Regions from separate parts of the Homo sapiens genome. Here regions 1, 2, 3, 5 and 6 are each linked to region 4. A link is a loop called in an ENCODE intact Hi-C map of the cell type or tissue named here. Cell type or tissue: GM12878. All regions are shown on one strand. Region 1 has its middle 63 kb from the start of LINC02404. Region 2 overlaps LOC105369905 (a long non-coding RNA gene). Region 3 has its middle 18 kb from the start of CLLU1. Region 4 overlaps LINC01619 (long intergenic non-protein coding RNA 1619). Region 5 has its middle 4.0 kb from the start of LINC02397. Region 6 has its middle 97 kb from the start of LINC02404.

Evidence for each region. Hi-C counts contacts between places; a loop is a spot of excess contacts. Peaks named below come from ENCODE experiments on the same cell type or tissue, not always from the same donor. Only the 100,000 strongest peaks of a DNase experiment are listed, where the experiment ranks them.
Region 1: a loop joins it to region 4, with 2.9 times the contacts of the local background. A loop is called at or near these places in 7 of 110 quality-filtered maps.
Region 2: a loop joins it to region 4, with 2.7 times the contacts of the local background. A loop is called at or near these places in 4 of 110 quality-filtered maps.
Region 3: it touches region 4 in a loop (3-fold over the local background); 7 of 110 quality-filtered maps call a loop at or near these places.
Region 5: it touches region 4 in a loop (2.7-fold over the local background); 2 of 110 quality-filtered maps call a loop at or near these places.
Region 6: a loop joins it to region 4, with 5 times the contacts of the local background. A loop is called at or near these places in 2 of 110 quality-filtered maps.

The regions. Positions count from the first base shown.
Region 1 is chr12:91,809,969-91,814,968 of GRCh38, reverse strand. No RefSeq gene overlaps it. Among named protein-coding and RNA genes, the nearest start is that of LINC02404, 63 kb to the left of the region's middle. In GM12878, a CTCF peak has its summit at 3,068 (motif pointing left); a DNase peak (open chromatin) is centred at 3,098.
Region 2 is chr12:92,568,096-92,573,095 of GRCh38, reverse strand. All of the region lies in intron 1 of LOC105369905 (a long non-coding RNA gene), which reads right to left. Among named protein-coding and RNA genes, the nearest start is that of LINC02397, 100 kb to the right of the region's middle. RefSeq lists an enhancer at 2,445-2,574. In GM12878, CTCF peaks have their summits at 2,535 (motif pointing right) and 2,807; a DNase peak (open chromatin) is centred at 2,625; H3K27ac peaks cover 2,318 bases.
Region 3 is chr12:92,401,210-92,406,209 of GRCh38, reverse strand. No RefSeq gene overlaps it. Among named protein-coding and RNA genes, the nearest start is that of CLLU1, 18 kb to the left of the region's middle. RefSeq lists cis regulatory regions at 919-1,368, 1,999-2,532 and an enhancer at 1,961-2,210. In GM12878, no CTCF peak of the experiment used is centred here; a DNase peak (open chromatin) is centred at 2,229; H3K27ac peaks cover 3,567 bases.
Region 4 is chr12:92,032,106-92,037,105 of GRCh38, reverse strand. The region is part of intron 1 of LINC01619 (long intergenic non-protein coding RNA 1619); the gene reads left to right. Among named protein-coding and RNA genes, the nearest start is that of LINC01619, 110 kb to the left of the region's middle. RefSeq lists enhancers at 1,806-2,115, 1,839-2,133. In GM12878, no CTCF peak of the experiment used is centred here; a DNase peak (open chromatin) is centred at 1,965; H3K4me3 peaks cover 1,233 bases; H3K27ac peaks cover 2,553 bases.
Region 5 is chr12:92,460,214-92,465,213 of GRCh38, reverse strand. No RefSeq gene overlaps it. Among named protein-coding and RNA genes, the nearest start is that of LINC02397, 4.0 kb to the left of the region's middle. In GM12878, no CTCF peak of the experiment used is centred here; a DNase peak (open chromatin) is centred at 2,993; H3K4me3 peaks cover 1,618 bases; H3K27ac peaks cover 4,577 bases.
Region 6 is chr12:91,775,984-91,780,983 of GRCh38, reverse strand. No RefSeq gene overlaps it. Among named protein-coding and RNA genes, the nearest start is that of LINC02404, 97 kb to the left of the region's middle. RefSeq lists an enhancer at 1,461-2,660. In GM12878, no CTCF peak of the experiment used is centred here; DNase peaks (open chromatin) are centred at 1,903, 2,253 and 2,733; H3K4me3 peaks cover 1,078 bases; H3K27ac peaks cover 1,128 bases.

The sequences.
Region 1 (5,000 bases), 220 kb after region 4:
CACCGGAACAAATGTTTTCTAAAGTGTCCTTCTGGACTCACATCTGTAGACCAAAAGGATGACTGTTAATGTGAATTTTGATGTAATGTCTCCTATGGATAATCTACCCATGGATAGTCGAGACTGGGCTACAAATGAGCAAAGCGATCAGGGTTGCTGGCTTCAACAATTTCAGCAAACGACAAGTCATTAGGGCTTTTGAAATGTCACCCATTTTACTCTGTATATTTAATGAAATGCTAATGTAATTTTGCTAAACATGCGTACTTATCATTATACATGATGGATTAGAGATATGAGTTTTCAATAGTAGTAAACTGTTGTAGAAATAGTAATTAAGCACTACAATTATGGGAACACCTACTACCTTTTATATTAGAAAGTCATTTTTTTTCCCAGCTGGTGTCAGTTAAAGTACTAAGAGACTGCAAATATGAGGAAAAAGTTTGTGTTAAAAGTATGGTTTAAGAACATTTAACTCAAACTCTGCTTATATCATGCCAATATTGGTGGGCAATGCCCACTCTGTGGCACTGCGGGCACTGTGTAGAACTTTTGTATGTGATTCCCTCAAGTCTGTGAGATCACCTGGGATATGTGAGTAAATGTTAGACCAGAAGTCATTTGCTTTTGTAAAACAGTTATTTATAATAAAATATAATTTTAATAAAATATTTATTGTAAAATTTAGAGTATCATTTATTATAAAATATACAGGAAACTGCAAAAAAAGTGTGAGCTTAGTGAATTATTAAACATCTATATCTCTCTGATGAAGAGAGAGACTTTTGATTGTGAACCAAGCGATCCTTCAGGTATCCTATCTCAATCAAGGCACTCTTTTTCCTTCATAAAAGACATTATTATTTTGTACTTTAATCATTTTCTTTCATTTCTTTACAGTTTTATCACCCAAATGTGCACCTTTAAACATTAAAGATTAGTTTTGCCTGCTTTCATTTATTTATTTTAGAGTATGTGGGGGGCGGTTCTTGCTATGTTGCCCAAGCTGGTCTCCAACTCATGGCCTCAAGTGATCCTCCCACCTCAGCCTTCTGAGTCACTGGGATTACAAGCTTGAGCTACATGCCTGGCTCTGCTTTTGATTAATGTGTCATTTAAGTCTCTTTCATCTAAACATCCTTCCTCATCTTCATTTCTTTGCAAACTTTTTTGCAATTTGTTAGTTGTAGAACATAGGTCATTTGATCCACAGAACGTCCTGTAGTCTGGGTTTCTTGTAAATCGGTAGTTACATAGCTTGATAATGTTCCAGTTCTTTTTGGGGAGATGGGGAGAAATACAAAGGAAGTGATGTGTTCCTCCAACAAGGGGCATGTAATGGCCGGTCACCTCTGTTTTTGTGATGTGGATAGTTGTTAGAACTTCTATGCTCAGATCCATACATCTACTGGGGATGTTTTGGGCTTGATTTTCTATTTCAAGACCATTTGAAGTGCCTATATAAATCACTAATATATTGAAATTATATGTCCTTGTTATGTTATCATGTTGGTATGTTTAGATATGTTTATTTCTTTAACATTACCTAATGTAGGTTAGCCTTGCTATCTCCATCCCACTCTATAACTCTATGGAGACTCCATGTGATTTGAATGATACTGGGAGAAGACAACTTAAAAGTGCTGAAAATGGATCTTTAAATTGATTTCCCATGTTTAAAGATGACCATGAACATTCATAAATCTTCCCCCCAAAACAATCTCTTTCAACATATCAAATTCGGACAATGAATTTTGATCCAAATTGTTGGAGGAAAAAAATCAAGTTTCTTATTGTAGTGAGTACTACCTGGATTTGATTCAACAACTTTCCTGAGCACTTACTTTGTACAAGGGAGAGGCCAAAATTAACCACACTGGTATCTTTGAGTTTGGAATCTTCTCAGTTGAGAGCACTATATACCACAAAATATAAATCTGACGAAAACACATTTACCTTGAGCTATTTTTAACAGGATTTTCAGGGACTCAGGCCTAATTCAGTATCAGAAATGTTGGACTCTATACTTATTGAGAAAAAAAAAAAAGAAACCTTTCTTGCCTTCTGATCTCAAGTATGAAGGTATTGTATGGAACTAAGGCTCCTTCCAGATCTAAGATAATGTGACTCTAAGACAGGCTTCCTCAACCTTGGTACTACTGATAATTTGAGCAGGATAATTCTGTGTTTGGAGGTTGTGCTGCACATTGTTTAGCAGTACCCCTGGCCTCTACCCACTAGATGCCAACAGCACCCTCCTTCCAAGTTGTAGCAACCAAATATGTTGCCAAACATTGCCAGATATCCCCTGAGGCAGGATACTGTTTGACAGTCACTACTCGAAGTCCTTAAGGCACAGATGCACTTGGAGGAAAGAAGGAATCTGCCTGTAGTTTGCATGTAAAGCACTTATTTCAGCAGTGGTCCAACACGACAATATTCTACCTTGGGGGAAATAAGTGTAGCTATGTGTACATACATTCATTTCTATATAATTTTTAATGTCCCCAAATTCTTATAATGCAGTCATAAGGTGATATGTTAATGACAAGGATATGTTCCGAGAAATGTGTTGTTAGGTGATTTCATCATTGGGTGAACAACACAGATTGTACTTACACAAACCTACATGGTCTATCTACTACACACCTAGACTATATGGTATAGCTTATTGCTCCTAGGCCACAAACCTATGAATAAATAAATAGTTAAAATATATTTCTAAAAGCTAAGAACTTTAAAAAAACTATCCCCAGTACAATTTATCTAATAAAAATGAATAGTAATTTCTTAAAATTGTAGAATATCCAGTTACTGTTGAAAGAAAATGACGATTTGAATTCAGTTAGTGAATGAAAATGTATTGAATCTAAATTCGTGGGCTACACTATATTTTACCGGCAGAATGACATTAAGCAGCTATAGTGCTGTCATTTAAACAAAGATTCCAGTTTCTGGAAGACAATATTTTTTATATTCTAGTAATCCACACAATTGTTTTCTTGACAAAATAAGGGGGATCTCTTAGGCAGGAGTTTGTTCTGGTTTTTCATTCTCTTGGTGGCCCCCTGGTGGCCAGATGGATTTTACAAGCGGCTCTTAGCTGAGCGTGTAAAAAGTGTGTGTGTGTGTGTGTGTGTACTTTTGAAAGGAGGGGAAGAGATTTTGAGAGGGTATGATGGAGTGAATGCTAATGTACTTCTTTCTCAATAAACACAAATACTCTTAAATCCATTAGAAGCTGTTAGATTAACCATGATCTTGGCTGTAGCTCTGTAGCTAGCAAGAGATTTTGATTAAATGCAGCCTGGTACAGAAACCTGATGAACATGACTTGAGTCTTTGGTAAGCCAACTCTCTAGGTCAATTTGGATTTTAGTTTCCTATTTTAAAAAATAGGAAATCATAATAAGTGAGCTGTCAGTCCTTCAGCATCCTCCTGACTGTTAAACAATTTTATGAAATAGAAACTCTCTCATCAATTGCTCCCTAAGAAGGAAAATGTGACATAGATATTTCAGTTAAGGTATGCTCAACTTAAAATATTTGGAGACAAATGAACACATTTTATCTTTTGATAAAAAATTTTCATTACATTTTTTTCAAAATTTAAATTTGTAGCTATTTATTCATTTGAAAATATTTTACAGAAAGCCTACAATAGACAATCTATTCTACTACACATTGGAGTGCAGATGACAAGAGGAGCTAAGAATAGAAAAAAACATGTGTAATCTGTCTTAAAAGCACCCATAATTTGTAGATGACAAGCTTAGAGAAAAGTGGTCCACTTTGAAAAAAATTAAAGTTGACAAAATAAATGAATTATGAAGTAGTTATTTGGACCATAGCAGAAAAGTAACAGTCATGCTGCCATAGGGATAATGTGTCTAAAATAAATCAATTATATATGAGTGCACACACACATATTTGCAACCTGGGTTCTTTACTGATTTTGAGTACAAATTAACAGTGGGAGTTATATTGGCTGAGTTAGGTGCTTTGTGTTTATGATCTCATTTAATTGTTACAATAGTGCTATGAGAGAAGCATTGTTATTATTTTCATTTTTCACCCAAAGCCCAGGAAATTTGCTCAAAGGAAAACAGCCATTACGAGATAAAATTGGGGTTTGCCTTCTTAGCTTGGGCTCTCCCCTACTCAGCTGTATGGTTTTACTTTCTGCACATCTCCAAGTTGGACTGTTATGGTGCTCAGGTCAAGAACCACTGTCCTAGAGGCAAGTCGGATCACAGAAGCCTACAGTTTCACTTTCTTTAGTCCCAGGGTAGTGAAACAGCAAGGCACAAAAGAGTTTCTACTTTTTTAAGATTTTTTTTCAACTTTTAAGTTCAGGGGTACGTGTGCAGGATGTGCAGGTTTGTTACAAGGTAAACATGTGCCATGGTAGTTTGCTGCATAGATTATCCCATCACCAAGGTATTAAGCCCAGCATCCATTTGCTATTCTTCTGGATGCTCTCCATCCTCCCACCCACTACCCTCTGACAGGCCCCAGAGTGTGTTACCCTCCATGTGTCCATGTGTTTTCATCATTCAGCTCCCACTTACAAGTGAGAACATGCAGTATTTTATTTTTTGTTCCTGCTTTAGTTTGTTAAGGATAATGGCATCCAGCTCCAACTATGTCCCTGAAAACGACATGATCTTGTTCCTGTTTATGGCTGCATAGTGTTCCATGGTGTATACATACCACATTTTTTTAAATCCAGTCTATCATTTATGGGCATTTAGGTTGATTCCATGTCTTTGCTATTGTGAATAGTGCTGCAATGAATATCTGTGTGCATGTGTCTTTATAATAGATTTATATTCCTTTGGGTATATAACCAGTAATGGGATTGCTGGGTCAAATGGTATTTCTGCCCATATGTCTTGAGGAATAGTCACATTGTCTTCCACAATGGTTGAACTAATTTACACTCCCACCAACAGTGTCAAAGTGTTCCTTTCTCTCCACAACCTCGCTACCATCTG
Region 2 (5,000 bases), 540 kb before region 4:
ATAAAATTCTATGATTAAAACACTGGATTATAAGACCTCTTCCAGGCCTGATTTCCTGAATACAGAGTAGAGTCCAGATATTTGTGTCTAGTTATTAGTTGGGAGAATGCTCTTCTGAGGTCAAAAGCATGGAAATGGGACTATTATTTCAGATCTGTCAAACTCTCACCACTGGGACCAGATGGGATGTGGGCAAGTCAATGTGAGTAGACTATTAATATTAAAGGTAATGATAATAATAATAATTAGCATTTATTGAACAACTACTAGGTGTTAGTACTGTAAAAGTATTTAGGTATGTCCTCAGCACAAATCTGAGGTCCATTTTTTTTAGATGAGGAGACAAATTCTGGGAGGGTCAGCAACTTACTCAGACAGTAAGTAGGCTGTTTAAGATTCAAACCCAGACCTTCCCACCTTCATGCCCAAATCTAAGGGTTCCTGTGATATTAATCACAGACGAATAGCTCCAGCTATGACTATGAAGAGCTACTTTAAAGTTATTAACCATTCATTTAGCAATTATTTACCAATACCTCCTTTATTATAGGCAATGTGCTGCTGAACAACAGAGACATGGCCTCTGACCTCATGGTGGAGGAGAAAAAAATTCAAATTATACAAATAAACATATAATTACAAACTGTGCTATGTGCTATGATGAAAAGATGCAGAAAAGTGGGAGATCATATCACAAGGAGGCCTAACCTAATCTAGCGATCAGAAAAGACTTCCTGGAGGCAGTGGCAATTGAGTCAATATCAGAGGGATGAGTGTAGTTAACTAGGAGGAAGGCAGGGGGAATGAGAGAAGAAAATTACTGGAAGAATGATGAGCATGTACAAAGGCCCTGAGGCAGAAGGAAAGAACTTTGAGTCTGTGGTAGTTGGACACTGCTGGCCCATGGGATAAATTTAGTTTGTAAATATTTTTCTGTTTTGGCTCACAGACTCTTTTGTGAAGATTTGAGCCCCAAAGAGTAAATATTCTGATTTCAAGCTCCTCTTGAATCATCAAATGATGTGGCAACCCTGGTCCCTGTGGGCTTCATGGCTGCAATGACAAGTGCTAAGTATCTGGCCAGTTTTTTTGGTTGTTTGTTTTGGTTTTGCGACGGAGTCTCACTCTGTTGCCAGGCTGGAGTACAGTGGCGTGATCTCGGCTCACTGCAACCTCTGCCTCTCGGGTTCAAGCGATTCTCCTGCCTCAGCCTCTTGAGTAGCTGAGACTACAGGCATATGCCACCACGCCCAGCTAATTTTTTGTATTTTTAGTAGAGATGAGGTTTCACCGTGTTAGCCAAGATAGTCTTGATCTCCTGACCTCAAGTGATCCGCCCACCTCAGCCTCCCAAATTGCTGGGATTACAGACATGAGCTACCGCATCTGGCGGTATCTGGCCAGTTTAAGTGAGGCACACACTCTCCATTTCATCAGTCTTCCTACTCCTAATTTTCTCCCTAACATCAAAGCAAGGCTTCAGTTATCGTTTATCATCATATTTGCACTGTTGCTTTTCTTATAGTGGATAATTGTTTCTTGATATTGTTGTCTCCACCAAAAATTAAAGATAGACCAAGAGGATCACGTGCTTTTCCTCAAACTCAGTGTGTGCCGTTCATGTACTTTATGGCTTGGTGACTGTGGACATTTAAATTTCCCCTGCTCTTACTTTGGAGGAAACAGAATAAAGGCCCGTAGGGTGTCTCACTATGTAACTGTCTAAAATCTGTTGACTGTTTTCTCTGCTACCAACGCTTAGTGAGAATGGGAAGTGAACTCCACTCCCTGGGCAAGCAGGGAGAGCTGAATATCTAATTGATTTTTAGTCAAAGATATAAAAAAATCCTAGCTCCACTCTTCTAAAATGTAAGACTGCACTTGTTTTTAATTGCTACTCAATATATTAAGAATTTATACTATATTAAGCAAAACAGATCTCCAGATCCCCTGCCCTGGAGAACATATGCTACTCATTTTTTTCTTTGTTGGAGAAATTAATCTTGCCATCTCCAAACCCTTGTTTCTTACATATTAGCAAGACATTAAAAATTAATTTTGAATGTTTCCTAAACACTTAAAAACACGTCACGTAAGTGCAGGTATCTCTGGTATCATGAAGAGCCCTGGTCTGTGACCTAAGAAACAGTTTGCAGTTAGTTTTGCACAGTTAATATGTTACCCAAAGATAGAGTGTAAGTCATGCCACATATTCAGAGCACTAGAGGAACTCACTGGGGGAATTTGTGAATTATTTTGTAAAGTAAAGAACTTGAAGGTAATATGCAAAGTCGCTCAATATATTCTTTTTGTAAGAACGGAGTATTCTATTAGGAATTAATACAGTGTCTTTGCACTATATATGTGCTATGATGCCTAAAATATCCGTTTCCTTATATGTAACCAAAATTACTGATGGAGTTCTATTTATGTTTGCCTTATGCATCCTGGTCTACAGTTTTTCCCTTGCTTTCTTTTCTTCTTTCTGCCATGTGTCACTAAGCCCTGCTACACATCAAATCTTCAGCTTAAACTCAACCAGCAGAGGGTGCTGTTTGAGCACTTTAAATGGACTCCTCATCTTTTTGTTTTCCAAAGAGAACAATATGGGAATAATAGGCTGGGATGATATTCAATAGGCAAGATGCTGGCAAGAGAGTATGCATCAGTGATCAGGTTTCAGTATCGTTTTGCAGAAAAATCCCTTTGTTCTCTGCTGCACAAAAGGACATTCTTTGCAAAATGCACATACAGTTTCTGGTGATAAATGCATGTGTTTAAAGGTAGATGGTGATAAATGCATGTGTTTAAAGGTAAGATGAAGGGGGTGCTGGTGGTAGAGTGGAATCGGCTTCTAAATTTACTAAGTACTTGTATCCCTTTTAGGCTTGGTGTTCTGAATCAAGATATCAGCCCCACGTGTTCTCAGCTTGCTGGTAAATGATCATGAATAATTCCTGTAGTAGCAAATGACATAATAAAATAATCAGGCATTCCCTGCCCTTTGTAGATCAATGAGCACAGATGTCTCCAAATGGAAGGCGATACTGGAGAACACTCTACATCTTGTTGGGTTTGAACATTAGAGAATTAATGGCTGTTTATCAAAATAAAGTGAGCATCTCCCTGTCCTGAAATCATGTTCAGCATTAAATATATTGTAGAAGAATACTTTGTCGCTTAAGTTTTACATAAATTTGATCAACTGTGTCTAATAGTGGATTGCACATGTCTTAGTAACATTTGTATACTTGAGTTTTTATATTAACCATTTAAAAATTTTATCAAAAAGAGAAAATTCCATATAACAACAATAACAAAAGACAAAAGCACTCCAGCTGAAGAGTAATCATTCCTGTCCCACTCCTCTTATCCTCAATGTCTCTCCACACATGTAACTTTTAATTTTTATAGCATTTTTTGGTTAGTAACCTCTCTATCTCTGAATAATATGCTTACATTGATAACTCTTGAGTTATTAGTTTTATATATGATATTTGTTTTCCTACACTGACAGATGAGAATGTAACTTAAGTCACTCAATATCTCCCGTTAGTCATATTTCTATTTTAGACCTTTATTGGTTATGTAAGGAAAACATTTGTTCCTTTAACAGTAAGCAATTTATTGTGAGTCCTCATCTTTTCAGTCCTTTTCTTCCACTTCCATCTCCCAATAAAAAGGCATTCTTCCTTTTTCTTGAGCATCTAGTATTGCTGATGTGAAATTTAATGCCAGCTTGATCCTCATTCTTTGGCAGATAACCTGCTTTTCCTTTCTGCTTTTTTCTTGAAGTCATGATCCTAGATGGAAGTCTTCTTACAGCCACTGGCGAGCTCTTCTGATCTGAAATCTTGTATTTCAGCTATACAAACTCTCCTCTATCATTCACATTAACAATTTGCTTCCCTCCGTTTTTGCTGTTCCTACATGATGTTGAGATTAGTAAGATTTGCCTTCTGCTCTCTAATTGTAATTCCATCATCTTTGTCTGTAACTTTGTAAATCAATGAATAGTGTTTACACGGGGACTCAAAACAGTATTGTTTATCACAGTGTCAAGAAGTGTGCTGTTATATTTCCTGTCTTGTACAGCTTTTAATTTTTCTGAAGTTGCTAACTGGCTTTTTAAAAGTACTATTTGCCTTTATTACGTGCCCAACTTTTTTGTCCATTGCATCAGAGATTTGGTTAAAATTTTTCCAGAAACTTCCTTCTTCTGAAGCTACTTCAGGGAAGAGTGCTTCATCCTGTTACTCTTGTCTGTACTTGTTGTCTAGGCCTCCTATACAACTGTCTCTTCTTTGTTGGGCTGCTTTCCTCATTTGTGGAACTCCAGCCTTTTATTGAAAGACACACTCAACACAATTCCTAAGAAACTGTATGTGAGATGCAGCTTTTCTGATTCTTTGAATGTGTGAAAATCAGTACATGCAAATGTGATCTATGTTCACACCTGTATAGTAATTTAATTAGGTATAGAGAATATAGTTTAAAAATATGTTTTCCTCAGAATTTTAAAGGCATTATTCCTTTTTCCTGAGCATTTAGTATTGCTAATGTGAAATTTAATGCCAGCTTGATTCTCATTCTTTTGCAGATGATATGATCTGCTTTTCCTTTCTGCTTTTTCCTTTGAGCCGTGATCACGTGGTAGAAGTCATTTTACAGCCACTGGTGGGCTCTTCCCATCTGAAATCTTAAGGCTTTCAATTGAACAGAATCTCTTTTATCATTCAAATTAGCAATTTGCTTTCCTCCCGTTTTGTTACTTATTTTTCATAATTCCTACTAATTATCTGTTAGTCTTCCTGGTTTGATCTTTAACAGTAAAATAGTAACCAATATTATCTATTTTTTAAAAAATATTTTAAGTTCTAGGATACACGGGCAGAACGTGCAGGTTTGTTACATAGGTATACACATGCCATGGCGGTTGGCTGCACCCATCAACGTGTCCTCTACATTAGGTATTTCTCCTAATGCTATCCCTCCCCCAG
Region 3 (5,000 bases), 370 kb before region 4:
CAGGGATTGTAAAGGTACCAATCGCGCCCTGTCAAAACAGACCACTTGGCTCTACCAATCAGCAGGATGTGGGTGGGGGCAGATAAGAGAATAAAAGCAGGCTGCGGGAGCCAGCAGTGGCAACCCGCTCTGGTCCCCTTCCACACTGTGGAAGCTTTGTTCTTTTGCTCTTTGCAATAAATCTTGCTGCTGCTCACTCTTTGGGTCCACACTGCCTTTATGAGCTGTAACACTCACCGCGAAGGTCTGCAGCTTCACTCTTGAAGCCAGCGAGACCACGAACCCACTGGGAGGAACGAACAACTCCAGACGCGCTGCCTTAAGAGCTGTAACACTCACCGCGAAGGTCCCCAGCTTCACTCCTGAGCTGGCGAGACCACGAACCCACCAGAAGGAAGATACTCCGAACACATCGGAACACCAGAAGGAACAAACTCCGGACACGCTGCCTTTAAGAACTGTAACACTCACCGTGAGGGTCCGCAGCTTCATTCTTGAAGTCAGTGAGACCAAGAACCCACCCATTCCGGACACACTAGGATCACATTAGCTTTTTCACTCACCACTTCACCCAGTTACTATATATCAATCTTACTTTCTACAAAAAGTTTTAAAATTTTATATAAATGTAATTGTTAAGCCAAATTTCTTGCATTGCTATAAGGTTTTATATTCCCAAGAGAAGGTTGTTATACTTATGCCTATACACTTTTAGTATATTCTATTTGATCTTGTATTTTCAATCTAAATGGAAGTTACTGCATTCTCAAAGCCCTCCTACTACTTAACCGTGGCTAATACAGTTTCCTAGAACACAAGGAGAGTGATCAAGACTCATTTGTTAGTGTAAATGTCTTTTCCCTGGCATTATAAATGACTAGTGTCAGGGAAAATTACTAAGCTGATATTTAGGAAATTTTTTTCTATTTTTGAAAAGTTATTAAAAACACACACACACACATACACCAGCACACATTCTTGGGATGAAGCCTAGCACAACTGTTTCAATGTGAATTCCTTTAGCCTTTTCTCCTTTTGGACAGGGAGTTTCACTGTGTGTGCTGACACATTGTGTGGGGTTGAGAAGGACAAGAAAGGAGACCAAAGATAAGGCAGAAGAAGCGGGTGGATACCACAGATAACACTTTAGGCAGGTTTAAAATTCTTATTGAAGAAAACTCACCTAGCAGTGGCTGAACTAGGTGACCCTGAAGGCTCCTTACAAACCTATGATTCTCATAATCTATCTCATAAATAAGCAGATTCCAGCCCCAGAAGCCTCAGTGTACCAACCTAGGAAACGGTAGCATTCTTTTTTTGAAATACTTGTTCTAAGTACTGTCTCTTCAGATCAAGAATGGTGTTCCTTCTTAATAGCTCCTCCATTATCACTACTCCCCCAATCACTATCTTTGTGACTATGAAAGCCTGACTCTGAAGGCTAATCCTTAACCTTCCTGGTCTTCTTTACTAAAGTCAGTCTTTGGTATGAGTCATTTGAGATGGATGCATGGGCCTTTTCTGTAGTAATAGCAACAACGATAGTAGCAATACTAATAGTTAATATTAATTGAGCACATACTACATGTGAGGAACATGCTGTGGCATAGGTACTATATTACTAACTACCACATGTTACTGAAGAGTAAGCTGAGGCACAGAAAATTACATAGTGCCAGGGGCAGTTAAATAGGCACTCCTAACTATAGAATGCAAATTACCATTCACACATGGGCATAGTTCCTGCCATTTACCACCCTCAGAGGCTGCAGACTTAGCTGCCAAACTGCCAAAGGTTTACACAGATGTAAATTTCAGGCTACATGAATCCCATAACTTTTTGTGCCTACTTTTCACTAATTCACCTGACTTTGACATCTCATGCTTCTATAAATGTCTTTTAACTCAGTGGTTAATAAGAAGCTAAAATGGTATTTTGGTATAATTACAAAGTAATCAGCATAAAGTTTTGGGCAACAATTGAATTAGTGGCTCCTCGAACAAAAGGACAGAACATGTTACATTTTAACATGGTGCGTAAAAAAAATGCTTACAGGATCAAGGCCATTAATCCCTTTAGTTCACTTGGACTGAGGGTGGGGAAATCCCAAGAAACAGCAATTCAATCACCTTCTTGAACAGCCCACATGCTCAGATGATTTCTGAGAAATGAACTTAACTTTTAGAGGTTTCATGATCAGCTGCTGGATGACATCCGGCACCAACTTAACCACTAATCTCAGATCTCATAGCAACACAGATCGCCTGGAACTCAAAATAGTCCTGCCTCAAGCTCTTTTCACTTCTTATCACTTCAGCAAGAGCATGTGAAGGAAAGGTGTCTATCAGCCAACAGCTGCTAATTTTCAGAGAAATGAATGGATGTGTGGCTGCTTCCATTTAATCAGTCACCATCTATCTCAGCAGTATTAATGCTTCCATTTGACCAGCCACCTCTATCTACACATACTTCTTTTTTATCTAAGAGTCTACTGGACTTTTTCAAATTCATCTGAACATGTGATATTTTCACAGGGCTCAACATTGAACAAAATCCTCTTTAATCCTAACCTTTCACCACTTTATTTTATTTCTCAACATTTCCCTTTCATAGAAACACATTGGAAGCTAATCCCCAAGACTTTGAGAGAAGTCACCCAAGAAAGTCTGACTTTGCTGGAAGATCTTTAAGCTGCTTCAAGCCTTGGATGTCATCTGATCACTGCTCTTGATTTCTTTATCCTTGGACTGCAGTTAGAGACTTGGCTGCTATAAAGTGAATTACTCTTGAATAAGGGCATAGTTTCCACTGTGATAACCTTGTTTCTATCCATGACAGCTAGGGAAACTGCAGCCTGAGAGTGCTTTGCTTGGTAGCAGGTGTAATGTAGTTTTGACTAAAATTCTGTTGAAGAAAACTCTCTCAGCTTGCCCCCAAACAATTTATGTCAGCAGAAGAAATAAATAAAGAAATAATAATAGAGTATATTGTTTGAATTTGTTGCAGTGGGGTATATTGTTTTATGACAAAAAAACAAGTATCAATTTTTAGTTGCACACTTCTAGGTCACCTAAATGGTTGGTTCTGGCACAAAATTTAATATAAGGAAATGTGAAAACTCCTCCCCTAACTTCTGCCAAGCCTCTCCTGTATGGTTAACTGCTGCTTTCATGTCCCCTGTCACTGAGAGGACTTTGGTAGTCATATTTCATCTCTGTAATTCCCATATGAACTTGCCTTAAGTTAAAAACAACCAAGGATACATTCTCCTTTGCTTTGTAGGAGGTGGTGCCCAGAGTTCATAAACTGAATTTAAATTATACCAAAAGAGATCTTCAAACTGTGAAGAAAGCCTAGCATATGACAGTTTGCTCATAAAGACCAAGTAAAGCTACTGTATTGCAGAGGAACCAACAGTTTAGTATAATCCAATTCAATTTGCAAGCAATCATTAATTATTTTCTGGGTTTATTATATCATTAATAGCTGTAAATAAGCCACGTATTTCAGTTGAAAGGAATCAATTCTACCTTTAAATCAAATTTGAAGAAGAGGAAGGGGAAAAAGAAGAAGAGGAAGAGAAGGAGGAAGAAGAAGAAAAACAAGAACATGAAGAAGAAGGAGGGGGAGAGGTGAGGAGAAGAAAAAGAGGTAGTGGAAAAATAAGGAGGAGAATAGAAGGGAGAGGGATAACAATGATACCACCTTTTAAGAAATCAAAAACTGGATCTGTTAGTCCTCCCTCCCTCTCAGGCACCCAATCTCAGGTGTTGCTAGACAGAGGACAGCAAGACCCTTCTAATTTCCCACCGCAGCAATACACCCAAGTGCCATCTCTTCCTGAAATGCTAGAAGGGAGCTAACATTCACTGGGCTCCTCTTACAATCATGTACATTCTTTGGTACTTTACATGACTTAGATATATAGTTCCATTAATTTCTCAAACAATAGTATAAGGTAGACAATGTTATTTCCATATTTATAGATTAAGTTCAAGAGGTTGAGAAATTTGCCTTAGGTAACACAGCTAACAAGAGAGGAGCTGGCATTTAAATCCGCATGTCTGGATTGCCAAACCTAGACTTGTTCCATCATCTCACATGCACTTCACCTTCTCTGCTCTGCCAGGAGATTGATCTGGTATCTCCTTTGCAATCTGGTAAGCCTGTCTGTCTGGCACAGCTTACCCAAAAAGGGTCTCCTAATACCAATCTTTGTTCCCATACATTGTTGGTGAGTCCCAGCCCAAGCAAGGGCAATTTGCTTTTGCAGGTTACTTTCCCAAAGTGGCTATGCATTTGTGTTTCTTACCACTGAACATAAGGCAGTCCATTGCTCAGGCATAAACCCCAACCCGAGACAACTGGGTACATTGATAGTTACCACACAGATGAAAAAACTTTGATGGAAAGGGCAAACACTGGGAAACACATGGAAAATTGGTTTCATGTGGTTTGATTACACTGACTTAAAATATCCCTTTTTCCTGATCAGATCAGAAATTGATATGTGTGTTGCTACTCTGAGCTATGAGTCTGAGTATTTTTTTTTTAATGATGTAGGGACTCTTCTTTTGAATATCTGTGGGCCCTTTAAATGAGATGGAAGAAAATCTTCCAATATTGTCACACTTGATATAATATTTTTCAAGGAGAGACTGTCAGGATGAGGATGTACCCTCACAACCCATATTAAGGAGAAAAGCAAAAGAAATTGGAGGAGAGAAGACTTAAATGTGCTGAGGGCTGATTCTGACTCTGTGCCAGGCGCTAGGTTTGCCACTTGGCTAACTTTATTTTCTTCATTCCTCTCAACAACCCTGTGAAGTATAAACATTCTACCTGCACACCACCACCACTACCACCACCATCACCATCACCACCGCCACCACCATCACCACCATTACCATGAAGACTGAAGGAGCAATACTCCATGTAGGGTCCAGTAGCTGTTGCGTGATGGAGCTGAGAATTGAAATCATATCTCCCTGGGCTGTTT
Region 4 (5,000 bases):
TATGTTCCAGATACTTACATATTTTTGGAATAGAATCTAACCAATATAATCAAAACTTATTATCATTCACAGGCAACAATCATTCTTTTATTCATTCAATAAACATTGAGTGTCTGTGATGGCCTGGGCACTGTGATAGGTCAACATTAGCATTTGTGACAGGAGAATTTTGGAAATGCAGTGCCCCATTCATTGGAGTGACTTTATGGTGGAAGCCACGGGCACATTGGCAAGCCGGCTTTTTGGCCCCTCTCAAGTCCGTTAACTCAATGGCCATTAACTCTGCTTATTTCAGTGGCTGGTCTCGCTGGCACCACTGCTAAAAAAAGTGACAGAATTTAATTCCATTATAAAAAAAAAAAGAAGACTTCATCTGGGGTTAGATGAATTTTTTCAGATATAGAGGATGCCATTTTTCTGACTGGGAATGTAAAATGTATGTAATAGAACTTAAGTGACCTGTAATTCAGCTTCACAAGAGAAGTTTACATTGGTTTCCGTGATGGGACTGGGACAATGTCTTTGTAGTTGTTAGTATTTTGGTCAGTATTTTTAAATAACTGGGTTTTTCTTTTCTCTGTTTCTTGCCGGTTAGCAAACCTATTTCTTTGGCCAGGCCTTGCCACTGCTGCACTGTTTCATTTTTTCTAACAGAACCTTGTCCTTATAGGTCAGGCAGGGTGACCATCATCTGCAAGCACTTTGTCCTCTCTGACTTCAAAACAACCAATTTATGATGACACGGACAAGTCAGGAGACTCAGAGCTAAAACGAACAGGATTTTGTAGATCTAATGAAGACTCTGTCAGGCCTCATTTTGATCTGGTTAATGAGGATCTGATTGAATTTGCCATCGTGAGGTCTTCTGGGCCAGTAAACGATTTCCCTTATTTTTCTGCACAGAAACAAGGATGAGGGCGAGTTGTCAGTGTAAGCATTTGTATGTCATAAGTTGTCAGACATCATGCATTTGGTGGATGATTTGCTAGGTCATCTCAGAGAGATCATTTAATCTTCTTGTGTTTTAGTTGTTTACATCTGTGAAAGCATAATTACACATATGGGGCTTCCAAGGAAAGTTTTATTAGTGAAAATATGTAAGGTGTATTAATTTGAGGGGCTTTTGCAAAAGAGCTTTGCATCACTTTTTGCTAGACAAAGTGTCATCTTGAGGCGGTATAGAAATTCGATGGCAAGATAGTCTGAGAAAAAGTGCTTGCCAAGGAAATATCAGATCTGAAGGAAGGGAGGGGTCATTCCTGGTATTCCATGCATTTGGAGGTGACTTCTGACAGGGCTTGTTGGTACAGTATTTTCTCTGAGAGAAAAACTGAAATCATAAGAACACCATTTGGGAGCCCAAATTCAATGTATCCACAATTAAAAAAGACAAATTCTTATATGCTCAGCTTCAGATTATGAATTACCAATAACATCTTGATGGTTTTGTTCTTTTGCTTTGAGGGGACTTTGGTGCTGAAAACACTCAAAACTCTGCTTTTCACAGGCAGCACGTAAACAACAGCAAACCTGGAAGATGTTAGTCCTTCAAGATGTGCAGGTTAGCACACTCTGGTTTCATTGTACTCTCTTATGATCCAGTAGCCTCAGATCCCCCAGACCAGGTATACTTTTATAAATACATACAGAACCAATCAATATTTATTTTTGGGTCACTAAAACTATTCTAGCAAATTCCTTAATAAGGTCTCTAGATGAAAATACATCTGAAACCAAAGAATAGTTTTGCTTTCACAACTTCCAGTTCCGATATTTTAAAACACTGATTTAAACCTTTTCATATGTAACAAGTGAGACTCGGGGGGGAACCCTGTATTTCACCTTGCTGCTTACCCACTCTCTTTCTCCTCCTTCCTCCACCCCCTTGAAACTGCAAGCATGAATTCTGTTGCTTTCATCTGTGTGAATTTCCCGTTGGCAGTGCCCCAACTCTCGGAATCATTCTGTTTCCCCCAAGGGAATCAGCAGATGTTCCTTGTGTGATTGATGTACCGTGTGCTGTTCGGCTTTGCCTGGGCTTGTCCACGTGTCCTCCAAAAATGTAAACAGAGGCGCTGCAACTGTGCCTCAAAGTGGCAGGCAGGGCGGCAAGTCGGTAACAAAACCAAACAAATGCAGGAAATGTTGCTCCTTCCTGCAGTATGTGCAGGAGGGTGGCTCTCTCATGATACAGTTCTAGCTGTAGTATCTGAACAAGGTGGGTTCTATGGTGTAAAAAGTCACTTGTTAAGTGCTGTGACAATTTGTCAATCTGTGTTACTTCACACTGAAAAAATTCCCAGCAATGTCATTTCTGCCAGTATCACGGGAAATAGTTATGTAGTTAAAGTTTTAAAAGCTAAGTTCACTGCATATTGTTTATAATAGTTCAAAAGTGGGATGGAATTAAATGTGTAACAAGAATTTGGTTAAAAAAATCATGATATGTGTCTGTTTATATCTCTTCCAGATATATCTATTTTTACCATTTAAAATGAGGGTGTAAAACAGTGGCCTTAAAAATTTTTGATTGTGGGCACCCTTGGGGAGCTCAATAAAAGCTGTGAACCATCTCCCTAGAAAAATCTCCATATGCTCAACATTTTCATGTAATATAAAGAGATTTAAACAGGAACCTGTCTATCACTCAAAGGTTAAGAACTCCTAGTATTAAGAATTTAGTAGAAATAATATTTAATAATTTAGATATATGGAGTAGTGGAACAAGCAAGTTATAAAAGTATGATTCAGCCAGGTGCAATGGTTCATACCTGTAATCCCAGCACTTTGGTTGGCCAAGGCGAGAGGATCACTTGAGCCCAGGAGTTTGATAACAGCCTGGGCAGACTCTGTCTCTACTAAAAAAAAAGAACTAGGTGTGGTGGCAGCATGCACCTGTAGTCCCACATACTCTGGAGGCTGAAGTGGGAGGATTGCTTGAGCCCAGAAGTTCAAGGCTGCAGGAAGCCACTGCACTCCAGTCTGAGAAACAGAGCCAGCCCCGTGCCTCAAAAAAAATAAATAAATAAAAATAAAAAAAAGACTATGATCACATTTTTGTAAAAATAACCCCACCATATATAGTTAAAAAAAAGGGGTGGGGGCTTTGAAAAGCTGAACATTTAGATGCTAATGATGGCTTCTCTGGGGATGATAAGTTTTCTCTGCAAGTCTTCTTTTCTCTTTCCCTTCCTCCCTCCCTCCTTTCTTCTTCTCTTTCTTCATTCATGTCTCCCTCTCTCCCTTCTTCTCCTTGTTTTCCCTTATTTGTATCTTCTAACTTTTCTACAATTAAACAAAAACTACCTTTATGAAAAGAAATATGTCATGTAAGTTTGTTTTAATTAAACAAAAATGCTGTAATCAGCTTTGGCAAGTATGTTAGAACATCTGGGGACATTTCCAGCACCCCTCTTCATTCACCGCATGGTGAAACACTAGGAAGAAGTCACATTAGAATGAAGGGACACTATTTCTGAGTGAGACATGGTTAGGGCCATATAAAAAGAAAGCAGTTAGATAGATATATTTTCAACATAAAATACAGATAAAACATATTTAAAAGAGTCAAAATGAATCAAAATAAATACGTGCCCAAACCATATGTGGTGACCAAAAAGGGCCAGCTACATGTAAACTTTAGCTTGACATCAAGAACATTTCTATTCTTGGAACGTCCTTTGGTGATACCTATGGCAAGTCAACATCTTAAGGGGTTATGAATCCAATATTCCTATTTCTTTCACCTTAGAAGGGAGAAGTTGTTCCATCTTTGCAGACCTTGTTCTCTCAGTTTGAAGGTGAAGTTTGCATTTCATCTGTTTCTTGGCAACTATCTTTAAGAAAACAAAAGTTAAGTTTTGGACTGCAAGTATATCTGCTTGGCATTCATGCTCTCTTTCTTGAGTAACAGGCCCCCCTTATCTTCTTCGGGTCACTCCCTTCTCCCTTTTTCAATTCTGTGGGTTTAGTGTGGCTGGCATCACCCTCCAGCTCCAGGTTGAGCACACGACTCAAGCTTGGTCAGTTTGAGTTCTCCCTCTCTCTCTTCCTCTCTATCTCTCTGCCACAGTGATTGGTCAGAGATGGAAGGGCATATGATCCAATAAATGAGGTATAGAGAGCGAGCTTTTGATAGGGCCAAGGTTTCTCAGGTGGGAAAATATAAGTGTAGAATTGTTCTGAAAAAAGGCTGCAGAAGAATGAAGGCAAAACAGCAAAACAAAGGCACAAGATGGAAGAAGGTGGGGAAAAAGATTCGGGTGAGCATCAAGACCTGGGGCTTCATTTCAGTGCCCAGGTCCATATGTGCCTGAATCTAACTTGCCGTTGAAGTTTTCAATCATGTGGGGCAACAATTTTCCTTTTATGTTTAGGTCAGTTTGACTGAGATCGGTTTTACTTACAATCAATTGAGTCCTGATTAATATACTGATTTAGTAATAATAATAATACTTACTGAGTATGTCTTAAGTGACAAAACTTGTATACAACCTTTATATGCATTCTCTTATTTAATTATCACAATAGTTCTTTTTAAGAAAGGAAACAGGTTCAGAAAGGTTAATTCACTTTCATAAGATCCCTTGATGAGTAGAAGTAGACCCAGATGAAAACCAGATATGTCTGATTCTAAAATTCTATGCTCAACCAGCTATCAACTAAGCAGTGATACTTGATAGAAGTTAGGCCTGACAGCTCCTGGATTGCACATCTTAAGCCTTCATTTTTAACTGCAGTTTACAAAGGGACTCACTGAGGATGAGAAATGAGTATTTACTAAGCATGGCTATTTTTAGGCATTAAACTTACTTCATTTCCTTGTTAGTGCCTCCTTTCATTATTATTATTTTTTGCTTTCCGAGACTAGACAATGTTTAACAGAAGAATCCCAACCAGCTTCTGTGCCTTCATTCAGTTTGGTGGAAACCAATTTACCTGATGCAAACTAATTTAATCTATAACTGCTTGGGGGCTCACTTCAGCTGTAAACAAGTAGA
Region 5 (5,000 bases), 430 kb before region 4:
CTTCTGCTCAGTCAACCAAGTTCTTGTGTTTTAGTTACCCTGACATCAACTTCAGGTGAAGGAAGAATGTTTACATATCAAAGTGGATAACATTTCATGCTGGTGGAAGGCGCTTCTTCCTCTGTTTTTCTGGCCGTGCAGGCTGCAGCCAGAACAAGGCTGGCCTCTGCCTGTTTTAAAGGAATTTGACTTATGGACTGGCTCCAACACAAAAATGCATATTCATCTTCCAGAACAGGTACAAAACATCCCCTGTTATTAATAACCTACAGCACCTCTCTTCTCATTTCATACATACCAGCAGAACTTGACTTTCACTCATATTATAGTTGATTTTTTTAACACAATAAAAAGTGGAGAATGACAGAATTTTACTCGAAGAATCTTTTTTGTATTTAGTTTTTTTTTTCATTTAGTGGTTATGAAAAGCAGAATTATGTCTTACTTATTGAAATCTTTTGAAATGCTTTTAGACTTTCCTCAAATCTTTTAAATCACAATAAAGGGAATCGATAGCCATCTTTCCAGGTGAAAGGAGTTGAACCAGCTAATGCATCACTCATTCTGATTAACCAATTCAAAGGCAGGCAGGCAGTTAAATATTTGCTGTAATTCATTCTTGAGTGGTTATATATGCTTCAGTGGCAGATTTGATTTAATAAATATCAATAACCATGGCAATGCTCAAGGAGGAAAAACAAAAGCAAACTATGAAATAATTTAGGTGTCTCTTTTATTAAAAGTACAGTGGAAAATTATCTCAAGATAACCATGGCACATGAATTAGACATGTCTCAGGAATATGTTTGTTTGTTCTCTCTGTGCCTTGGGATGATTTCAATTACTTAAATCTATAAATTATTTTATTACACATTACTCCAATTTAGTAGGTGTCTACAGTGTGGGAAGGTAGGACAATGTGGGTACAATTTAAATATCTTACTTGATTGCCTACAGCCTCATAGAGATTGCACTAACTAACCCATGAAATAATACAAGTGTCATTAAGTACAAAATTTGTGCTATAAAAATTCTTATGGGCTAAAATTACTGGGGCAGGGATCATAGAAAATTAGAGTTGAATTAGGTAGGAAATCATGGGTACAATTTGGATCTGTGTAGAGAAATGAAAGCTGGCAAACAGACAAGCAACGGCAGAGACACAAAGCAGCAATGAGCATGTCCCATATAGAGAGAGGACTGCAGGGACGGTGATGAGACCAGAGCGAAGGTGTATTCATAAGGCATGCCCATATCATGAAGAAACTTGAATCCCAGGAGGATAATCTGGGCCTTGTTCTGAGAGGCGCTGGAGAAGCATTGCTGGATGCTTTGAGATTATGCAGAAAAAAATCTGAGGGAGGCAGGACCAAAATGCCAAGAGTTACCAAGGAAGTTTATGATATGCCTGCAATAATGGTCCAAAAAGCAATGGTAGCAAAAGGAAAAAAGATCTAAAGAAAAATGTATAGAATGATGGTTGATTCTATCATATATTTATGAACAGATAAGAATTGGATGCCTCTAGATGTTTGTGGACACAAATATCTAGTACTGTCCCTGCCCTCATGGAGCATAGACCCTAGGAAATCAACCAGGACTGAATTTGAGACCTACGTGTGGATTTCTTAGCAAGGCGTCATGTCAAATGACTCTTGCAACAAGTGAGACAGAGTCCAGGACAATAAATTAAAACACTTTACAAGTGTCTACATTGCTTTTTTTAATCACTAGAAAGCCTAGCCAACCTATGGAAAAACAAACAAAGAATAAGATATGTTTACTGATCTTGCATCTCTATCAGCTTCAGCAGTGGCTAAAGGGTCACCTCTGAACTCCCAAAGCCCCTCCCCAAAATCTCAGCCATCTTTGACATCAAAACGGGTGGGAAAAACTCTCGATTAGTAGTCAGAAGCCTTCTGATTTGAGTCTTGACCCTACCACTTGTTTAGTCATATGCCCTTGGGAGTCATTTATATTCTTTGAGTCTCATTCACCTTCTTCATTTATGAGACTAATATCACCTGCCTGGCAAACTCAGAGGATTATTATAAAGATCTAAGGAGAAAATATCTATTAAGGCCACTAGGACATAATGATGTGGGTAGGAGAGTAAAGGAGAATGAAGAACTCTGCTTGGGTAACTCTTTGTCTTGACCTAATTATCAGAGTCTAATTTTTAAAAAAGATACGTAAGAATCAAGTCTTGATCTAAAAAAAGCCCCAATCTAAAGAGGCAGATCTTGACTAGTTAAGTACTAGTTAAATGTTTCTGCTGAAAAATGTCTTTTTTAGCTCCAAATGAAAATTTACATGAAACCTTAAATATATAAAACAGAAAAAGTGAGTCATTTTCATATAAAGGCTTTAAAACCGATTTATAACATTTACTTATTGTAAAGCCAATCAATGGGAATAATAAAGTTTTTCTGATTAACACAATATTAGAGATGAGAATCTTATGTCCACCTCAGCCTCCAATTTTAGATTGTTTTTACTTCAGCTGCACAGTGTCAAGACAATTCTGATTCACACAGCTAAGTGGTTACAATGGTAAGAATTATTTTTATCAGCTTACCTTGAATTCTCTGCAAAATTTTTAAATAAACAGGAAGAACAGGAAAAGCTTTGCTTCAATGTCTGTGTAAAAGTTAACTGACAACACAAGTTAACATATAGAATGAGAATATGTGTTCAATTTGGTATACATTGCATGAATATATGTTTCTTTTTATTAAGGTATTTTAAGTAGTGAAAAATATTTTTTAGCAGCATTTAAATCAAACATTTGTGGAACTTCTGAAAGAACTCTCTGGAACCTGAAGTGTCTGCAGAATTGTGGTCAAAGCTAGCCACATGCGTTGAGCAGAGAGCACTGTTCTAAGCGAGTGCTATTTGTGGTTTATTTCTTAATCCTCCTAGCCACTCCATGAGATAGGGGAAGATTCTGAGATACACAGAGGTCTAGTAATTTTCCATACAGCACACCATCAGTAAATAGCTGAGCAAGATTCAAACCTAGGTTGTTTTTGACTCTGTGGCATGTGTGCTTAAGGGCTGAACCTGACGGAAGAGAATGGGTTCATGGCCTGGCCACACAGATTAATAACCAGGCAGTTTCAATTTTCACATCTACTGAATACAGATCAGTTGTGAAGCTTATTTATGACACTGTCTGGAAACCTTGGAGTTTAGTGGGTGTTTAATAAATGTTAAAATGGCTGACTCCCCATCACAAATACATCTAGGTATCGTGCTCTTATCCTCTTTTTGCCATGTGAGGATACAAGAAAAAGACAATAGTCTATATCTGGGAAGAGGGACTCTCTGACTTAGGACTCCCTAGTTTCCAGAACTGTGAGAAACATATTTGTAAACCACCATGTCTATGGTACTTTGTTATAGCAGCCTGAACTAAGACACAATGCATATTCATTTACATGTTGTAGTGATCACCTAATTCAAAGGTTGTCGGACTATGGTCTGCAAGCCATGTCTGGCCTACAGTGTACTTTTGTAAATCAAGTTTTATTATAGCACACTGCAGTGGACTGAATGTTTGTGTTCTTCCCAAAATTCATATGTTGAAATTTTAGCACCCAGTGTGATCTTATTAGGTGGTAGAGCCTTTGGGAGGTGATTAGGGTATGAGGTTTTAGCCCTCATGAATGGGATTAATGTCCTCATGAAAGGGACTCCAGAGAGCTCTCTTGTCCTCTTCTTGCCATGTGAGGATACAAGAAGACAGCAGTCTGTAACTGAGAAGAGAGACACTCTGACCTAGGACTCCTCAGCTTCCAGAACAGTGAGAAATATGTTTGTAAGCCACCCAGTCTATGGTACTTTGTGACAGCAGCCTGAAGTAAGGCACCTGCTTATGCATATTCACCTATATATCGTCTGTGATTGCTTTCCCTCTAAGATGGCTTAGTTGTGTCATTGTGACAGCGAGTACATGTCTCACAAAGTCTGAAATATTCACTTTACAGGAAAAGTTTGTCAACCTTTGACCTAATATAATACTGCATTTTCTGTCTGTCAACTTCCCATAACACTGAACCATCTAAGGTAGCAATTCCGATATATGTTAAAGGAGAAGGCAAGGAACTTGTGTAAAATCAGAACTGGTTGGGTTGTTTTGGTCTCCCTGTCATATACTGACTGCTCAGGGTCAGCATACCTGACCAAAATCCATTTTGGTTTAGATTAAAAATATTTTAGCATGTTTTATACATCATAAAACATGGCTAAGTTTGTTGAGAGGAACTTAAAGAAAGGATGAATAAACTCAATCTACGGATGGCTCAGAAATGATTAATACTTTAACAATGGTTTCTAAAATTCAAGAATGAATTAAAAAAAAAGTTTGGGTTATTTTCTGTCTGAAGAAAAACCAAACAAAAGACATAGTATTAACTTGTATATTACCTAAAGTAATTACTTCCTTTGAGTTTTCATTGTAGTTTGTGGAATTCCTTTTCTGTAACTTAAAGAATAAGTAATTTGGGGGAAGTAAGGAAGTGTTACAAGTACTATATTTCATTCTACCAAGAGGACAGGGGCTTTTTGTCAATCCATTGAGAATTTCAGGCCTCATCTGCCATTCTGATGACATATTTGAAAAGCTATTAACAGTCAATTATTTGCTTCCCAAAGATATGGGAACATAGATTCTGGAACTCATTAGAAAGTGACCAGAATAGATTCTAAATTCGAAAAACTTCAGTTATCTTTCTCCTGCTTACAATCTTAGTGTGCTATTTCTGTAGGTAAAGTTTCTCCTATTTATAGAAGTATGTATGAGTTTAGAGTATAAGGATGTAATATTAAGTTGTAAGTATAAAAGGTAGCAACAGAAAATTTGATTAGGAATTTTTGTCATTCATCCATTCATTCATTCATTCAACAAAAAGATATTAAGCAATGATGTACCAGGCATGGAACTAGCCGCTGGTTATACATGACATCCAACACAGATGTGGTAGCAGCTCTGATAGAGC
Region 6 (5,000 bases), 260 kb after region 4:
CTTTTTAAATGTTTTCTTTAAAAAAGATAATGCTCAAATACCATTCAAGGACTCTTCTATTCCAGCTCCCCTACCTTGGCTCCAAATGTACTCAGCCAAATGCATATATTTTGCTTTCATAGAAGAGTCTATAAACAACAAGATCACAAAATAGGCACGATATCTTTGGAGGCCTTCACACAAAGACTTACATAAGTAAAATATGACATAAATAATACTCAAGTATCAAGGCCTGAGCTTTTGGAGAGTAAAAAAATAATACCAGAAAAGTTCTTCAAGGGCATATAGTTGGTGGTTAGATACTAAATAAAACACTTGCAGATTTAACCCCAATAATTGATTATTCTTTAAGGGTTAAGGTCAGTGTTTTGCACACCAAATGACACTGTGGATTCATAAACTATCTGATATGTCAGCCACATTCTTGAAGACCAGAGGGTTTGTGTGTACAAGAACAGAATAGTGATCTAGTGGACAAAATTATCTTAAATACAAAACGTAATTTAGCCGGTTGTTTAAGATCAGTCAAAAACTCATTAAAAAAAAAAAAAACCCAAAACTTATGTGTTGTTTTTTTACTGTGAAGACTGCAACAACCAGAGCCAACACTCAGTTTAATGTTGTACATTTCCCTACCTCAGCCCAGAGTTTTAATAAATGGTTAAAATAAGCATTGAGGTATTACAAAAGTAATATATTGTATTTAATAAAATCAAACAAAATAGAAGAAAAAACTAAAAATCTCTCCTCATCTCCTTTTCAAGTCTCAGATTTTAAAATCTTACTTCTTGATATATATGCTTCCAGAGTTTTGATAAGTATATGTAAATAAACACCTGCAAGCAATCACTAACCCATATTTTTATTTACATATTATAAATACATATTGATCTCTTGTAGACTTCAAGTATCATAAAAATAAAAAAGGTCAGTATTTGTTTACTTTTATTCCTAGTAGCAAACACAGTGCCTGACATTGTTGATGCTTAATTGATTATCTGATGAACAAATTACTCTTAAGTTAATACATCTTAGACAGTTTCCCAAGTGAGCTTTATTATTTTTAATCTTACTAGAGTTTTCCATAATATAAACATGCCATAATATTTTAAAATATCTTGTTCACCAGGATAAATATTTGTGTAGGATTAATCCCTGGAAACAGGATATTTAGCTCAAAGTCATGAATGTTTTAAATGCTGATAGACACTAGTGAAATGGTTATTCACCTATTTGGAGAATCACAGAACCATTGGACAAAGATGAAAATTAATGTCCCCTCTCCTAGTAAATTACACCAGTGTCCTACATGATTTCAGAGTGTAATAATATAGGCATGATTCCTAGGTAAAGAATCCCTGCTTTAGAGTGTCAACCTCAGTAATCTGAGGTTCACTTCACTATAAATGGTCTCAGCTTCTAATTGCAACACGGTTTGCCAGCTTTCCTTCAGAAAACAGATGTTCTCTGAGAGGAAAATTATGAGATATTGAGATATTACATCTAATTTGCCTCATGAAAATGTTAAGCTCAGTTTACCCATTTTCAAAGGCAAATGCTTCTGTGTCAGTATAGCCGTAAAAACTCTCACTCTGCCACATCGAAATCCCACATTAAGCAATGATTTTCTTATTTTCTGCTTTAGAGTTTCTCTAACTGCTCTAGTCACAGTGATGTTACCAAAATTTTTAAGAAAAAGGAGAATGCGACGTGTTTGTTTCAATTTTTATTGCAGCAGGTTGAATTAAGTAAGAACTTCCGTTTTGCCCAGCCCAAATGTGAGAGCTGCACTGAGTCATGAAAGAGAGCTCTAAGTGAAGACAGTGACTAATAGTTAGGAGAATGCTTGGTCAGCAGAAAGGCAGACCTTGATCTTCCAGTGACCAATGGCAAACTCATATCAGCACATCAGCAGGGCAATGGGTCAAAGCCATTACTGTTTTATCATTCTTGAGTCAAAACAAGAAACTGTGACGTGCCTGGTCATCAGAGCTAGTCACTTTCTTCCACATACACACCCAGATACTCCGTTTCTTTAAGTTTATTTTTCTTAAAGGAACAAAGAAAAATTAATTTAATTAGTCCCCCTGCCCATTTTCAGAGAAAACAAAGCCTCTTCTAAAGAGATGAAACTTTCAGCTGCTTTCAGGAGGAAGCATGCTTTTATTTAAGGGACTGTAACTGATTTATAAGAGAATAAAGCACTCTTCGTTTACTCAGCTAGAAATTATATAGGCCTTTCCTCATTTCACTTCCAAAAGAGGAACATTTGGATATTGCAGAGAACCGACTTTGACATCTTTAGAGAGTGGAATCACTTGGCTGGGCTCATTTCCTGGATCCTGTGTTTTCATAGCACAGTTTCAAAGACAGTGTAAAGCCAACACACACTTAAAATTCTTGGTTTCTATCAAAACAAATCTGCCATTTCCTGCTTTACTTTTTCAGTGAGGTTCATTACAGTGCTAAATTTGAACCTCATTAAAAAATAACATCTACACCTGTCCTTAGATTATTCCTAAAAAGTAACATTCTCCTATTTTATAGTAAATGCTACTGTATGCAAACTTGAAATCTATACTTAATATCATTGAGTAAAAATGTGACCAGACTTAGGTTTTAAACTATGAAACATATGTGTATAAGTTCTTCCCCTTTTGCCCTTTGAGAAATCAAATTGAAATTCAACTGAGGAGGAAATAGGCTAATGCAAATAAGAAATTGTCATCTGGGCTTTTGCTACTCAAAAGGTGTTTTTTGAAACAATAACATCAGCATTAAGTGGGAACTGATTATAAATGCAGTATGTAGGGCTGCACCCCAGTTCTCCCTATTCACAAAGTACATTTTAAAATATTCCCGTGTGATTTGCATATACATTATTCCCCCTGTCCTTAGAAGGTATGTTTCAAGACCTCCAGCGGATGCCTGAAACCTTGAATAGTACCAAATTCTATATATACTACTTTTTTCCTACCTATCTACGATAAAATTGAATTTATAAATTAGGCACAGTGAGAGATCAACAGCATTAACTAGTAATAAAATTGATCTATTGTAATAAAAGTAAAATAAGAGTTACTTGAACATAAGCACTGAGATACTTCAACAGTCAATCTGATCACCAAGACAGTGACTAGTGACTAATAGGCATGTGGTGAGTACAAGATGGATACCTGGACAAGGGATGATTCATGTCCTGAGCAAGTTGGAGTGGGGACGTTGGGAGATTTTATCAGCTCCTTAGAATGGCACGCAATTTAAAACATACGACTTGTTTACTCCTGGATTTTCCATTTAATATTTTTGGACCGTGATTAATTACAGGTAACTGAAGTCTTGGAAAGTAAAATCAAGGCTACTGGATAAGGGGAACTACTGGACATTACTTTGAGAAACCCTGGTGTAGGTCATCGCTGTGAAGCTATGCAGAGACCCTAAATGTTTCATTCTTTAAAATACACCATTGTGTGATGAAGGCCAAATATTATAGGTATTTACAGTCCTCAAGGTTATAGAACTCGGCTGGGCATGGTGACTCACACCTGTAATCCCAGCACTTTGGGAGGCAGAGGTGGGAGGATTGTTTGAACCCAGGAGTTCAAGACCAATCTGGGCAACATGATGAAACCCTATCTCTACAAAAAATACAAAAATTAGCTGGGCATGGTGGCTCCCACAAGCAGTCCCAGCTACTAGAGGGCTGAGGTGGGAGGATCACCTGAGCCCAGGAGTTTGGGACCAGCCTACACAGCAGAGTGAGACCCCTCCATCTCTACAAAAAAAAAAAAAAAAAATTAGCCAGGCATGGCAGCACATGACTGTAGTCCCAGCTACTTGGGAGGCTGAGATGGGAGGATTGCTTGAGCCCAGGAGTTTGAGGCTGCAGTGAGCCAAGATCACGCCACTGCACTCCACCCTGGGGAAAAGAGTAAGACCCTGTCTCAAAAAAAAAAAAAAAAAAGGCTGCAGAACTTCAAGTTTATTCCCTGAGCAGGACATGTATGAAAGACTGTGTTCTTGAGGAAATTTAATTGAAAAAAGATAGTCAAACACACAACCAAGTTCTTCATAGCTATTTGAAGACCTGTGTGCAGAAAACATCACTGCTGAACGACCAAAGGAAAACAGAGCATGATTCAACTAAAACAAGCAGTTTTAGGTAAAAACAAAATCAAGAGCTCAAAACAATGAAAAAGATAGGCTTGCTTTGTTTTAGTTTACTGTATTTAAACTGCTAATTTATCATTAATTAAAATGTCTTCAATAATTTTTATGAATTCAGCCCAAAAATACTATTTTGTGCTGTTTTTTTTCAAAATAGAATCTTTGCAAAACAATACTAAAACTTTATTTCTATATTCAATAAATATTACTCAATACTAGGCACTGTTTTAGGTATTTGAAATACATCAGTGAATAAAAATCTGTATTCTTGTGGAACTTACATGTTTGTGAGGAGAACACAGAAAATAAATACCAAAAGGAAAAGTAAATTGCATATTAGACTGGAAGCGATAAGAGCCAGAGAGCAGGGTTGGTTGCAATTTTAAGATCAGTTTGGAGGGAAATTTGAAGGAAACTAGAAAAGCAGGAAAAGGCAGGGAAGGCTTGATTCTTTTGGCCAGAGGATAATGGATGTCAGTCTCTTCTATGTATTTATTGTTTTTTGACATTAAGGAAGAGCAAGCAGGGGAGGGTAATGCCCTTCTTCTAACTTGTAATGTGGTTGATGATCCACTGCTTTAGCAATAGTGGGGAACCTTGCTCTATGATTAGTGTTTCTAGTGACCCAAGCATTCAGCTACATGTGAACTCAGATTTTATTTTTCTGTGGCATCTGAATCCACATTAAGTACATTCTTATTTTAAATGTATAATAATAACCTCTAGAAACTAAATTCATTACAATAACTTTATTATGTGCTTATTATGTATAAAACTTTATTATTTTTTTCTAATCCTAGAAGGAGGTATTATCATCGTTACTTTAGGGATAA